Linked DNA regions of Homo sapiens: region 1 is linked to region 2. The links are chromatin loops, found by intact Hi-C in ENCODE. Cell type or tissue: heart left ventricle. All regions are shown on one strand. Each heading gives the region's core, and the rest is flanking DNA. Links, peaks and the distances in the headings are about the cores only.

Region 1 (6,097 bases), core at 1,242-3,741, 130 kb after region 2:
GCTCTGTTCTCCAAGGTGCTGGAGGACAGCCAGTCATCACCTTCATCATCAACATTAGCACAGAGGGACTCCTAATAATTGTCCTCACTCTCTGCACTATGGACCCCCAGCTTGGATGGCTGTGAGGGCATTGACTGGTCCTTGGCCACTCAGCAGATCACAGCTGCTCCCTCTACCTCCCAGGCTTCCCCCACGCTGGATCACTTGTGGTCTAGATGGCCCTTGGTCATGAAGTAAGAGGCGTGCGGTAACCCAGCCAGCTGGACTCCCTCTGTCCCCTCTCAGGGAACGTACTTATTGTATGCTCGTTTCCTCTCTTACTTGCCCATTTCTGGTGTTATGATGAACACACCTGTGCTGCTATTGCTCTCTTTATGAAACATGGATGACCACTTAAATGTCCCTTTTCGTGCCATTCTAAATGTCCCTCTTCTTGCCATTCCACTGTTTGAAAGCCTCCAGGGTTTGGATGAGTGGTTCTGAGCCCTGGATGCACGTCTGAATCACCCAGCAGCTTCCAGAATGCACTGACTCCTGAGCCCCACCCATCAGGTTTTGATTTCATCGGTCTGGGAGGTCGCCGTAGTTTTGTAAATTCCTCCAGGTGATTTTAATGACTATCTAGGGGTAAGAATGGCTGCTGTTGCCTCCTGGAAAGCCTACTGTGTGTCAGGTCAGTAGCTGGGGTCAGGTCTTTCAGACCAGAAGAGCCAGGCGGAGGAGGGAAGTAAAGGAAAAGACCACCACCTGCTGTGAACCCGGCTCCAGGAGGGCCATTTCCCATGCCTTATTTCATCTTCCCATCCACTCTTTGGTTTCAGATATGGAATCTGAGGCTGAGAGAGGGCTGGTGCCGCACAGCTGGGAAGGACCCTGCTGGGATGGAACCCCAGGTGTTTCCCTCCCCAGCGAAGCCTCTACACTACTTTGCAGGGAAGTTGAATGACAGAAAAGGAGAGATACATTATGTTTGCTTCCCTTTTTGTAAACTTTGTTTAGGGAATGGGAGTTGATTCTGTGTTCATTGTGGTAGGCACACACTCTGTGCCGAAAAGGTGTGCCTTTTGAGATAAGGACATCATAGAAAAGTTAGAAAATACCTAAAAGTTTAAAGAGAAAGAAATTGCCTACAGTCTTATTGCCTAAAGACAAGTCCCTAACAGCTGCGTATGTTTCTGCCCAGCTGTTTGTCTGCAGGTCTTTTTCACCTTTAAAATCATCCTCTATCAGTCCCCTTTTGGGGGGTAAGGACTTTTCCCCTTAGGATGTTCAACCACTGGTATTCTTTTTTTTTCTTGAGGACTTCTTTCCACTTACAGGCAGGACATCTGGGCATGTGTGGTAGTCCATTTTTATGTTGCTATAAGGAAATATCTGGGGCTGGGCAATTTATAAAGAAGAATTTTAGTTGGCTCATGATTCTGCAGGCTGTACCAGCATGGCTCCAGCACCTGCTTCTGGTGAGAGCCTCAGGAAGTTTGCAATCATGGTGGGAAGGAAGAGGAGCTGGCATGCCACATGGTGACATTGGGAGCAAAAGAGATGGGGGAGGTGCCACACACTTTAAGCAACTAGATTTTGTGTGAACTGAGTGAGAACTCACTTACCACCAAGGAGATCGTGCTAAACCATTCATGAGGGATCTGCCCCCATGATCCAATCACCTCCCACCATTCCCCGCCTCTAACACTGGACATCACATTTCAACATGAGATTTGGAGGGGATAAACATCCAAACTCTATCAGCATGTCAAAGACAGGCCATAGCAGAGCCAGGGGCTACAAGCAAACCCTCCTGTGGTTCCAGAATGTCACCCCCAGCACTGATCCTGCGGGCTCCCCTCCTGAGCCACTGGGGCTTCCATGCATGCTTCAAAGTGACAATGGTGATCATGAGAATCACGGCCGCAGATGCAAACACTAATATGGCCCTTGTGGCATGCTCGGGACCATCCTAGGTGCCTTATGTATATTGCTTTCTCAGAGCAGCCCTACAAGATGGTTGTGGTTATAATCCTGAAGCACAATGATGTTAAGTAAGTGTCCCAAGATTACATGATCTGAGAGTGGTGGAGCCAGCATTTGAACTCAGGAACTCTCTGGCTCTAGGGTCTCTGCATTTACCCACCACATTGCTTCTCCACTGAGAAAGACTTTTGCTGTAAATGCACTGGGCTCAGCAAGACCTCAGTAGCCTTTCACCCAGCATCTTCCAGGGTGTGGGGCCTGCAGAGGTCATGACCTTGGGAACTGTGGCCGAGTGGTCATCCCAGATAACTCTCTCCAGCTGGCAGAGGCTCTCTGCTTCCTGGTGTTTCTTTGAACCTTTGGCTTGTTGTGGCAGCGCTGATGGTGCTGGTATGGGGTGCCGTGCAGATGTACGTGGCAGAGCGTGCCAGTTGTGGACAAGTCTGGCAGCTTTCAGCCCCATCCTCCAAGAGCTCCTTCTTCCTGCCTGTCCCCAAGGCTGCAGCTCGGTCTGAATCAGCTTTCAGACTTTTTTTGGCTTGGGCCGAAGACTTGGCAGCCCCAGCCTCCAGCAGAGCTCCTGTGGCTTGGGGCTTCCACATCAGGTTTGAATTAGATGAAATCTCAGCGTCGGCAGGCTTTCATCCCAGCCTCGCTGACTCCCGCTTCCGTGGTAGCAGGCAGTCTGTGTGCCACATGCGTGTCGTCTCTGCATGAGTGTTTGCTGGAGCGTTTGTCGTCTGTGTGAGTCGTCCCTTTGTGTGTCCTCTCCGTGCTTGTGTATTATCTCTTTGCATGTTTCTCGTCTCCATGCATGCATATTATCTTTTTAATTAATAGCTTTATTGAGATATAATTCACATACCACGCAATTCGCCCATTTAAAATATGCAATTCAGTGGTTTTAAAAATTATATTCACAGAGATCTGCAATCACCACTGCTGTCAACTGTAGACCATTTTCATCACCTAAAAAAGAGACTATGTGGCCTTTAGCTATTCACCCCCGATCCAACATTACCCCAGCCCTTGGCAGTGACGAATCTACTTTCTATCTCTGTGGATTTGCCTATTCTATTTGTTTGAAGACACTTCATACAAACAGAATCATGTAATATGTGACCTTTTGCATCTGGCTTCTTTCACTTGGCATATTTTCAAGATTCATCCATCATGTAGCATTTACCAGTACTTCATTCCTTTCTACGGCAAAATAATATTTCATTGTATGGCTATATATATATAGTTTGTTTGTCCATTTATCCATTGATGGGCATTTGGCTTGTTTCCATCTTTTGAGTACTAGGAATAATGCTATGAACAACTTTTCTTTGCGTGGACATATGTTTTCTTTCTCTTGGGTGCTTACACTTTGGAAGGGGAATTGCTGGATCATGTGGTAATGCTGTTAATCATTGGAGGAGTATTGCCAGACCGTTTTCAAAGTGGCTGCGCTGTTTTACATTCCCACCAATGTATGAGGGTTCCAGTTTCTCCACATCCTTGCCAACCAACACTGGTTATCTGACTTTCTGATTCAAGCCATCCTATTTCTTTGTGGTTTGGATTTGCATTTCCCTGATGACTGATGATATTGAACATCTTTTCATGTGCTTACTGCTATTTGTAGATCTTTCTTGGAGAAACGTCTGTTCAGATCCCTTTCCCACTTTAAAACTGGGTTGTCTTTTAATGATTGTGTTGTAAGAGTTCTTTATATATTCCAGATACAAGTCCCTTATCAGGAGAGGAGAGGCCGGTCTCTCATGTCTTTTTGCACCCCCACCTTACCCCCATCAAGCTTAGCAAGCTGTATGTGATTCATAAAGACTTAAGGACATGTTAAGGGAGGAAGAGATCTGGGTCACTTTGAAGAGTCCCTGCAGGAGCCATGGTTCCAGGGTGTGGGGGTGTGAGGGGTGGGGCTGCCTCTCTTACCTGCCGTGAATCAGAGACAACAGCCCCGGATGGCCCATTAGAGGTTCTGGCCCCTGCAGGTTATGTAGGGTGTTGCTTTCAGCTGAACTGACTGATGGAACCACCAGGGTTGGGGGACTTGAAAAGACCTAGATCACTGAGCCTGTCCCTCCTCCTTGATTTTGGGGTAGAGCAACTGGGAAAAAGGCAGTGTCATTTACTGAGATGGGGAAGACAAGGGGAGGAGTGGGTCTGGAAGTCAAACCCAGAGTTCTGTTCCAAAGTTTGAGATGACCAGTGGAGATCCAGTCTCTATCAAGGAGGCTGTTGGATAATCACAAAGGAATTTCAGGAGGAGCCAGGGCTGGGGATATAAACTGGAAGTCATTTGCAGTCATGCAGTACCTAAAGCCATGGTCCTGGGGACATGCCAGGGAGAGCTGATGATGGGAGGAGCTGTGTGAGACCAGGACAAAGAAGTGATTGCTGGCTATGGCCATGTTGTGGTCACAGGTAAGCAGTTTCCAGGAAGTGGTGGCTCTAGAAGGCCACTTGAGGTGGGTAGAGGAGAAGCCAGGGGGTATGGAGGTGGTGAGTGTAGACAACGCTTTCTGCTGTGGAGGGAAGCAGTGACATGGGCAGTAGCTGGGCAGGGATGGGAGGTAGAGAGTTTCAAAGATGCGGGACACTCGAGTGTGCTTGGATGCAGATAGGAATGGTCTTGTAGAAAGGAGAGTGTGATGAAGCTGGAAAGGGGGTGCTAGCTGCAGGAGCTGAGTCCTTGAGGAGGTAACAGAGAGGTGATCCTGAGCACGGAGTAGGGGGACCACATCCAGCCACAGAAGAGGAGAAGGGGCCCAGCTGTGGGAGGACAGTGCGCAGCAGGGTGGTGGGAGCCTTGGAGTATGAGACTGGGCAGGGGGGCAGTGTTGGGGGTCTGAGCCATTTGGGAGAGCTGGGACACAGACCGTTAAGCTGTTAGTCTTAACAGGGAAGTGCAACAGAACCTCAGCTTCATGCTCATGTGAGGTGAGCTGCTGATTTCAAGTGAGAACAGTAGGCACCTGTGTGCACGCGTGGAGTAAGTGGATGGTTGGGCTGAACCAGGGTGGAGAAGCTTCCCTGGGACAGCAGGATAGAGGGAAAGTGGGTGAGAGAGTATGGGTGTTTGCAAGAGAATTATTGTGCAACTAGACCTAGATGTCCAGGGTGGTGAGAAGGGAAGCGAGGATGTAAGGATCACACCTTGGAGGTCCCGATGAAGTTTAATAATAACTGGAGCCAAGTGCTAGGGTTAGGTGAGCAGGGCAGTGGGGGAAGAGAAGGAGCCACCTGCGGTCGAGGTTTCTGGGTTGTAGCAGCCCATGTGGTCTAGCCAAGGAGCGTGGCTGGCAGTGGCTGGGAACAGTGCATGCAGATGCAGGTGGCCCTGTTGAGGGGAAGCAGCCACCCATTGAGGAATCTGGTGGAAGCCATTTCTGATCCTTGTGTGTATCACCCCAGCATCCAGTTGCTGGGTTTTCTTTTGTTTCCTACAGTGGAACAGTTTCAAGCTGGGTTTGATGGAAGCCTAGAACCTGAGACAGCACAGCTGACCAAGGGGTGTCGGTGGAAATAAAGCCCTTGTGATAGAAATTCCAGAACAAGTTCAGACCCAAGAATGCACTCTCCTTGGGAGGTGATGGGGTGATTGGCTGAGAGGTGGCCTGCTCTGCTACTTTCTCCTCTGGGGAAGCCCCAGATAGGCCAGCCTTGGAAGGAGAAAGGAGAGGCAGTCTGGCCCACTCCTCAGCTGGCTTCACTGAAGCTACTATCTTGAAATAGCCCTTCTGGGCATTTGGCAAACGTAGGCTGGTCCAAGCGGCAGCAGGCGAGGGGACTTAGGATCCCCCTTTCCCAGGGCCTGCAGCTGTCTCCTGAGAGCCAAGCCACTTGCAACTGTCTGGACCCCAGGCCAGGTCCTTGCTCATTGTCTCTGTACCTGCCCATGTCTGACATGTCTCCCAGTCCTTGGGGATCTCTTCTGTGCTCCTCTTGGAGAACTCTTTGTTGGCTCCAGGTACCCTTGCCTCCCAGTTTACATGCACATACATGCAATTTGAGAATAGATGTACTTTAATGTACACATGCACACATACGTACTCATTTCAAAACAATTTGGCCTCAATTACCTGCTATAATATCTGGGACCTCATCCTGATAGTAGACAGCT
Region 2 (6,097 bases), core at 1,763-4,262:
TACAGGTGTGAGCCACCATACCTGGCTGCTGAGACCGCTCATCTCTCTTCCTTCCCATTGTAGGGCAAGCTGGTATTTCCATTCTCCAGGAGGACTTTCCTGCTTTATTCAACAACAAACATCCATTGAGCAGCTATGGTTTCTAAGTGTGCACCACTGGGCTTAGAATTGTTGATGGGCTTGAGGGGATTAATCTCAACTCCAGCACCACCGCCTCCTTCACCCCCTGGGTAATCCCGAGACCCTGACTTGGTGCCTGCTGCTCTCATTGTCCCGATTGTGGTTGTTACCAGAGGTCCTTGTTTCTGCTGCAAGATCCACCTCTGAAACCCTGACTCCAGGACCCTGCCTGGCACAAGTAGGGGCTCCACAAATGTCTTTCTAGTGAGTGGATGGAGGGAAGGTTGAGTAAATCATTGCATAAATAAATAGGAAAACCTGACTCTACCTTTATTATTAACTATTAGTCTTCCAGGACAGAGCGTTCTTCTGCAGCAAGCAAAAGAGCCCTGGGTCAGGGGTTGGAAGCCCTGGCTGCAGCCCTGGCTCTGCCAGTAACTCCCTGTGGAACCTTGGGCAAGTCACTTTGGCCTGCTGGACCCCTGTTTTTCCATCTGTCACCTGGAGTTGTTACCCTTGCTCTGTGTGCTTTGAGGGATGGTGGTGAGGACCAGTCTGGGGCCCATGGCAGGTGGGATGGGGTGTGGGGTGTGCAGGGTGGCTGGGCTGCCAGGCAGGCTCTATGGGCTACATGCGGACACAGTGGGCCTCTTGAGGAACGAGACTGTGTCCTCTCAGCATTGAATCTCTGTGCCTGGCCTAGAGGTGCTGCTGAACAGCGTCTGTTGAACTCACAGCATGCAGAGTGGCCCACGGCACCAGGTCAAGTCCCTTCACACTTTGAAATTACTTAACAAAATATGATGTCACCTTTGGAAAATGGGTTACTGGTAGGGATTGAGGGCAATTTTGTCCTTCCAGGGGTTAGGTACAGAAAAGCGTCCTGTACTGGGGCCCCACCGCTGGGCTGGCCTGAGGATGCAGTTTGCAGGGACTCGGTGGGGACCCACCACACGCAGCGGCTGGTGCTGCACGTGGGAAGAGGGTGGGCTGCCAGCCCTGGAACCTGCCCTTCAGCCACTGGCCATCTTTGGGGACTGTCACTTGCCTCCCCACCTCAGCTGGAGGCAGAGGTCACCAGGCCAGGTTTCTTTCTGTTGAGTGGGTGAGCGAGGGGATACTAAGGAGTCTTCAGTAATGGCAGGGGGTGGCAGGGTGGGGAGTGTTGCTGTCTGGCTTGGCTTGATGAAGACCCTGAACCTGGCCTTGTTGGCTCTTCCTTTTTTTTTTTTTTTTTTTTAGAGACAGAGTCTTGCTCTGTCACCCAGGCTGCAGTGCAGTGGCGCAGTCATGGTTCACTGACTGTAACCTCTGCCTCTTGGGCTCAAGTCATCCTCCCACCTCAGCCCCCAGGCCTGAATGACTGGGGCTACAGGCATGTGCCACCACACCTGCCTCTTTTTTGTTGTTGTTTTGGTAGAGACAGGATCTTGCTCTGTTGCCTGGGTTGCTGGCTCTTCTTATTTCTCCTCTGGGGCTGTCTTCTCCTGAGCCTCAGCTGAGTCCAGGTCTTCAAGCATGTGGCCTCCTCGGTGGACAGGAGGCCTGGGTTCCTGCTTGGGCTCTGTTGCCTACTCTCCATGTGACCATGGCAGGTCATTTCACCTCTTTGACCTCAGCCTCCCTTTCTGGAAGGCAAAGGGGTTGGCACAGGCAACCGAGGTGTCCTGTGAAGCTGGAATGAATGAAAATGCAAGGTGCACATGTTTGTCATTCATTGATTTGACAAACGGTTATTACACACCTACTAAGTGCACTGCGCTAGGTGCTGGAGATGCCATACAAAGGGCAAAAGCTCCCGTCCTCATGGAGTCTGCACTCTAGTGACGGAGATCTGCGGCAGGCAGCACACACATCAGGGCCGTGGTCTGTTGGACAGCGGGGTATCCGTTGGGAGAAGCGGAGCCTCTAAGTGTCACATGTTGCAACTATCTGAGGCTGGTATTACACGGGGAGTAAGAAGAATTTTAGCAAATTCTTGTAAGAATTTGCTAAAATTCTTCTTACTAAAGAAGGTACAGAAAGGCACGTTTTAAGAGAAAGTATGTAAAAGGTAAAGAAAGGCAGATTTTTAGAGAAAGTATGAAAATACATTGCAAGGGTGCAGTGGGCAAGTTAGCAAGAGAAGTGCTGGTTGCAAGGAGACAGAGGCTGGCTGGGGATTTTTTAGGACAGTGCTTGTGCTGTTTGCTGAAGAGGGCTTTGTGCAGTACTGATAATGCCGAGGTTGCAGTGAGCTAAGTTGCATTTTTCTATCAGCCGAGGGTCTGGTGATAGCTGGGCACTGGAAGATTGTGTCATTTGCGTAGGAGGGCCGTGTCCCTGGACCATGAAGAAAGGCAGACTTGGAGCTTATCTGCTTTCTCTCTTTGCTTTCTCCTGGTCCCGCCAGCCTTACCCCTTTCCCTAATTAGGACTCCACAGTTATGAGGTGCCGACGGGGCGGTATGAGGGCTTGCAGTGAGGGGTGGTTAGGCAGGGACTCCATGAGAAGGTGGTGTTGAACAGACCTGAAGGAGGAGCTGTGCTGGCATCCGGGGGAAGAATGGTTCAGACAGAGGGTGTGGCTTGCGTGCAGTCCCCGAGGTGGGAGCTGTGTGTTTGAGGAGCAGAGCTAGGGAACTGGAGGGCAGGAGAGGAGGGTAGAGGTTATGGGGACAGGAGGCAGACTGTGGGGCCTTTTCTGGGATTGCTGGGACTTTGGCTTCTACTCTGAGTGCAAAGGAAGAAATCACAGGGTTTTGGGCAGACGCTTACTGTTTGTACAGTCATTTAGGTGCTGTGTTGAGAATAGACAGCAGGGGGCGGGAGAGGTGGCAGGGGGCCAGCCAGGGGCTGTCGCTGAGTCAAGGGTGTCTGGGACCAGGGTGGTGAGAGGCGGTCAGCCTCTGGAGGTGTTTCGAAGTGGAGCCAGTGAGGTTTCCTGACTGACTGGCCGTGGGGTTGAGAAGGGCGAAGTGAAGGAGGAGTCCCGGGTTCTGGCCTGTGTACCTGGGAGGTTGGAGTTGCCACTGAGATGGGCAGGCTTATGGACGCAGCAGGTTTGGGGTGTGCTCAGGAGGTTCACTGGGACATGCTTTGTGGGTTTGGGCTGCCTGACCCTTATCCATGCGGAGCACTTGAGCTGCTGGCATGTCCAGTCTGCAATCCTCAGAGTCTGTCTAGGATCTGGATTCAAGATGATACTAGAAGCTGTGAGCCAGGACAAGAGGGCCTGGGGAGGAGTGCTCACTGAGCGCCTGCCACATACCAAGTTCTCTGCAGACCCCCAGGGCGGTGGGGAGAAGGGGGAGGTGTAAACCTGGTTATTGGCTGGTGCCCGCCCCTGGGTTTATGGTTGTTTTGAGACAGCCCCTGCCTTGATGAAGCAATTAGAATCTGTTAAGATGGAATTTAGTGCAATGTTTAATTGAAAGGTTCAGCCTGAGGGCAGAGGAGGCTAAGAAGGGCAGGGCTGTTGGGCTGGAAGGCCCGGAGCAGGCTTGCACTTTGGGAGAGTGGGGGCTTGTCATAGGCCTGGAGGGAACCCGACCAGGCAGGAGGAACAGCATGGGTGAAGGTACAGAGACAAGAGTGAGCAGGGAGTGGTGGGCTTGACTGTGGCCAAGTGGGGGAGGGTGGTAGGAAGAGCTGGGGTCTTGGGGCTCATCTCCCAGCTCAGAACTCTGAGTTTGGGCAGGATGCCTACTCTTTGAAGGGTTAACTAAGCATGTGCTAAACAAACAAATAAACAAACAAACCAAAAACAACCTTGCTGAACCTCATCTGCAAAATGGGACAGTCCCGCCTCCTTCACTGGGTTGCTAGGAGAATGTGTTAGGGTCTAATCCTCAGGTCAGGATGTGACGCGCTCGGCCCGCAGGTGGCACTCAGTAGACCCTGACGCACGTGTTCTGCTTGTGTGGTAGCCTGGGGAGGCTCCCCAGCCCTGCCTCAGTGGGCCTCTCCCTGGTGGCCCGGCAAAGAGCAGAGCTTCATGAGAGCCCCTGCTGGCACTGCTGGGCTGCCTCGATGCCAGCCAGGCCGGAGGCTTGAGATGCCCGAAGTACCCAGTGCCCCGGCCACCTCTCCTGGCCCTCTTCTATTTTAGGGCTCAGTCCAATGGATGAGGAAGCCTTGTCCGGCTCCACCACAGCTAATGACAGCCTGGCAGGCCGTATATAAACAGCTCCACTATTTTTATCAACAGGAGGTGGCTGACCCGTCCTCCCCAGGCAGTGTGCTAACATGGGGGACGGTGTTAAGGAAACCAGGGCCTTGATAGGAAGATGGGCAATTGTCTCAAATCACAGACCTGTGATCCAGCAAGATGTGCCCTCGGAACCTTCTGGGGGCGGGGGTCAGGCGTCACCTGTACACAGTGGTCTGAATTTGGAGATAATTCTACCTTTGCCAGTAGAGCTCAGAAGGAGCCACTCCACCTCTTACCCCAGAGAATCTTTCTCAGACCTAATCCTTACCCGTGTCTCTTGCAACAGGCAGCCTCCATCCCCACGGCTGTGGGAGAGGATCGTGCTGGTGCGGTCGTGTCCATGGCACAGAGCCAGAGCTGAGGGCGTTTCACGCCCATAGCACATTGCCTCTGAGCTCTTTAATTGAAAGCAGTTTAGAATGGCTCTTGCCCGGTGGAACTGTGGGTGATTTCCTTTTCTTCCTTCTAAGAAAATGTTTTGAAATAGGCTCCAGGCTTTCGGATGGAGCTTGGGGAAGGATAGAAGCAGCCTAAGGGGTGGGGTGGAGAGCGGCCAGTTGCATTGTGGCGCAGACCGTCCATCCTTGCAGATAGGTGGGGTTGCGTTGTATTGGCTGCGGTTTATATTTAGGTAAAATCTTTGTTGTTGTTGTTCACTCCCCAGTCTCTAAGCAAATCCTGCCCCCAGCGGCCCCAGCACTTCTGTGGCAGCCATGGGCCATTCCCGCCCTCAAATCCCCAGAAACCCTCACTGGCCTCTGTCTGCAGGGCCAGGCCTTGGCTTGGCCTCCATACCCACTCCAGGCCTGGCCTCTCACCTTTACCCCTCCCCTACCGCCATGAGCTCCTCCCACTCTGCCCACCCTGGGAGGGGGTTCCCTGGGGACTCACCTCATTCTCGGGCCCCCTTCCTGCCTTTCATGCCCTCCGCCACTCAAGGCACCATTCTGCCTCCTCTCTGTAGACCTCACCCACCCTAGATGTCCCCTCTTCCTTGAGCCTGCAGCTGCTGTGGCTGCTTTGAAATTATTTCCATCCCCCTCCAGGCACGGAGGGCAGGGCCTGTGAGTAGTTCATCTTTGCATCCCCAGTATGTGGCTTGGGTGATGGGCACGGTGTAGTGGTCCCTCCCTGCTGGATGGATGAGCGGATTAGTGAGCTTTCTGTGGTGCACACGTGCCTTCTCATCCCTCACTTTGCTGAGAAATCCTACTTCCATAAACCTGGGGCCTGTGAGTTTAAATGGCAGAACCAGGACCTGAACCCAGCTCATGGGACTCATGTCTCCCAGGGAGTCACAGTGCTGGCTCTGGTCCCCTCGCCCCTCTTGGGCACAGCCTGCTGTCCACCTTTCACCCCTGTCCCCATCTCCAGGGCCCCAGAGCTCCTTCTGGATGGATGGGTGGGCAGGCTTTGCAAGTTACCATCTACTCTGCGACCCTGGAGGCAAAGACAGCAAAGGCCGTGGAGGTAGAAGTGGGAGGTTGGGGACCACAGGCCCTGCTCAGGCTACTCCAGCTCTGATTCCTGGGACTGTGGACTGTGCCACGTCTGAGGCCGCAGAGCCCACCCTGGGGCTAAGGAGGAGATGCATGTAGGCTGATGTTGTGTTCCTGTGCGGAAGGGCTTCCAGCTGCAGCCCAGCTGTGAGGAGAGCAGCCCTTTCCGGCTCCCAGAGGCTGGGGCTTGCTGTGCCCTCGCACAGATGTTCCTGGTGCCCGAGGGATGACCCCTGTGCCACGTCCTCTTCCTGGAGCAGGGAGAGCTGCTGTGGGTTTGGGGGAT

What was found. A loop is a pair of places that touch in the nucleus more often than their neighbours do. Peaks named below come from ENCODE experiments on the same cell type or tissue, not always from the same donor. Only the 100,000 strongest peaks of a DNase experiment are listed, where the experiment ranks them.
Region 1: a loop joins it to region 2, with 4 times the contacts of the local background. A loop is called at or near these places in 3 of 110 quality-filtered maps.

Annotation. Positions count from the first base shown.
Region 1 is chr10:70,691,552-70,697,648 of GRCh38, forward strand. All of the region lies in intron 2 of ADAMTS14 (ADAM metallopeptidase with thrombospondin type 1 motif 14), which reads left to right. Among named protein-coding and RNA genes, the nearest start is that of ADAMTS14, 22 kb to the left of the region's middle. RefSeq lists enhancers at 1,954-2,455, 2,456-2,955. In heart left ventricle, for the core only: no CTCF peak of the experiment used is centred there; a DNase peak (open chromatin) is centred at 2,553.
Region 2 is chr10:70,556,591-70,562,687 of GRCh38, forward strand. All of the region lies in intron 18 of PALD1 (phosphatase domain containing paladin 1), which reads left to right. Among named protein-coding and RNA genes, the nearest start is that of PRF1, 43 kb to the right of the region's middle. RefSeq lists enhancers at 2,589-3,532, 3,533-4,476. In heart left ventricle, for the core only: a CTCF peak has its summit at 2,919 (motif pointing right); a DNase peak (open chromatin) is centred at 2,951; H3K4me3 peaks cover 412 bases; H3K27ac peaks cover 992 bases.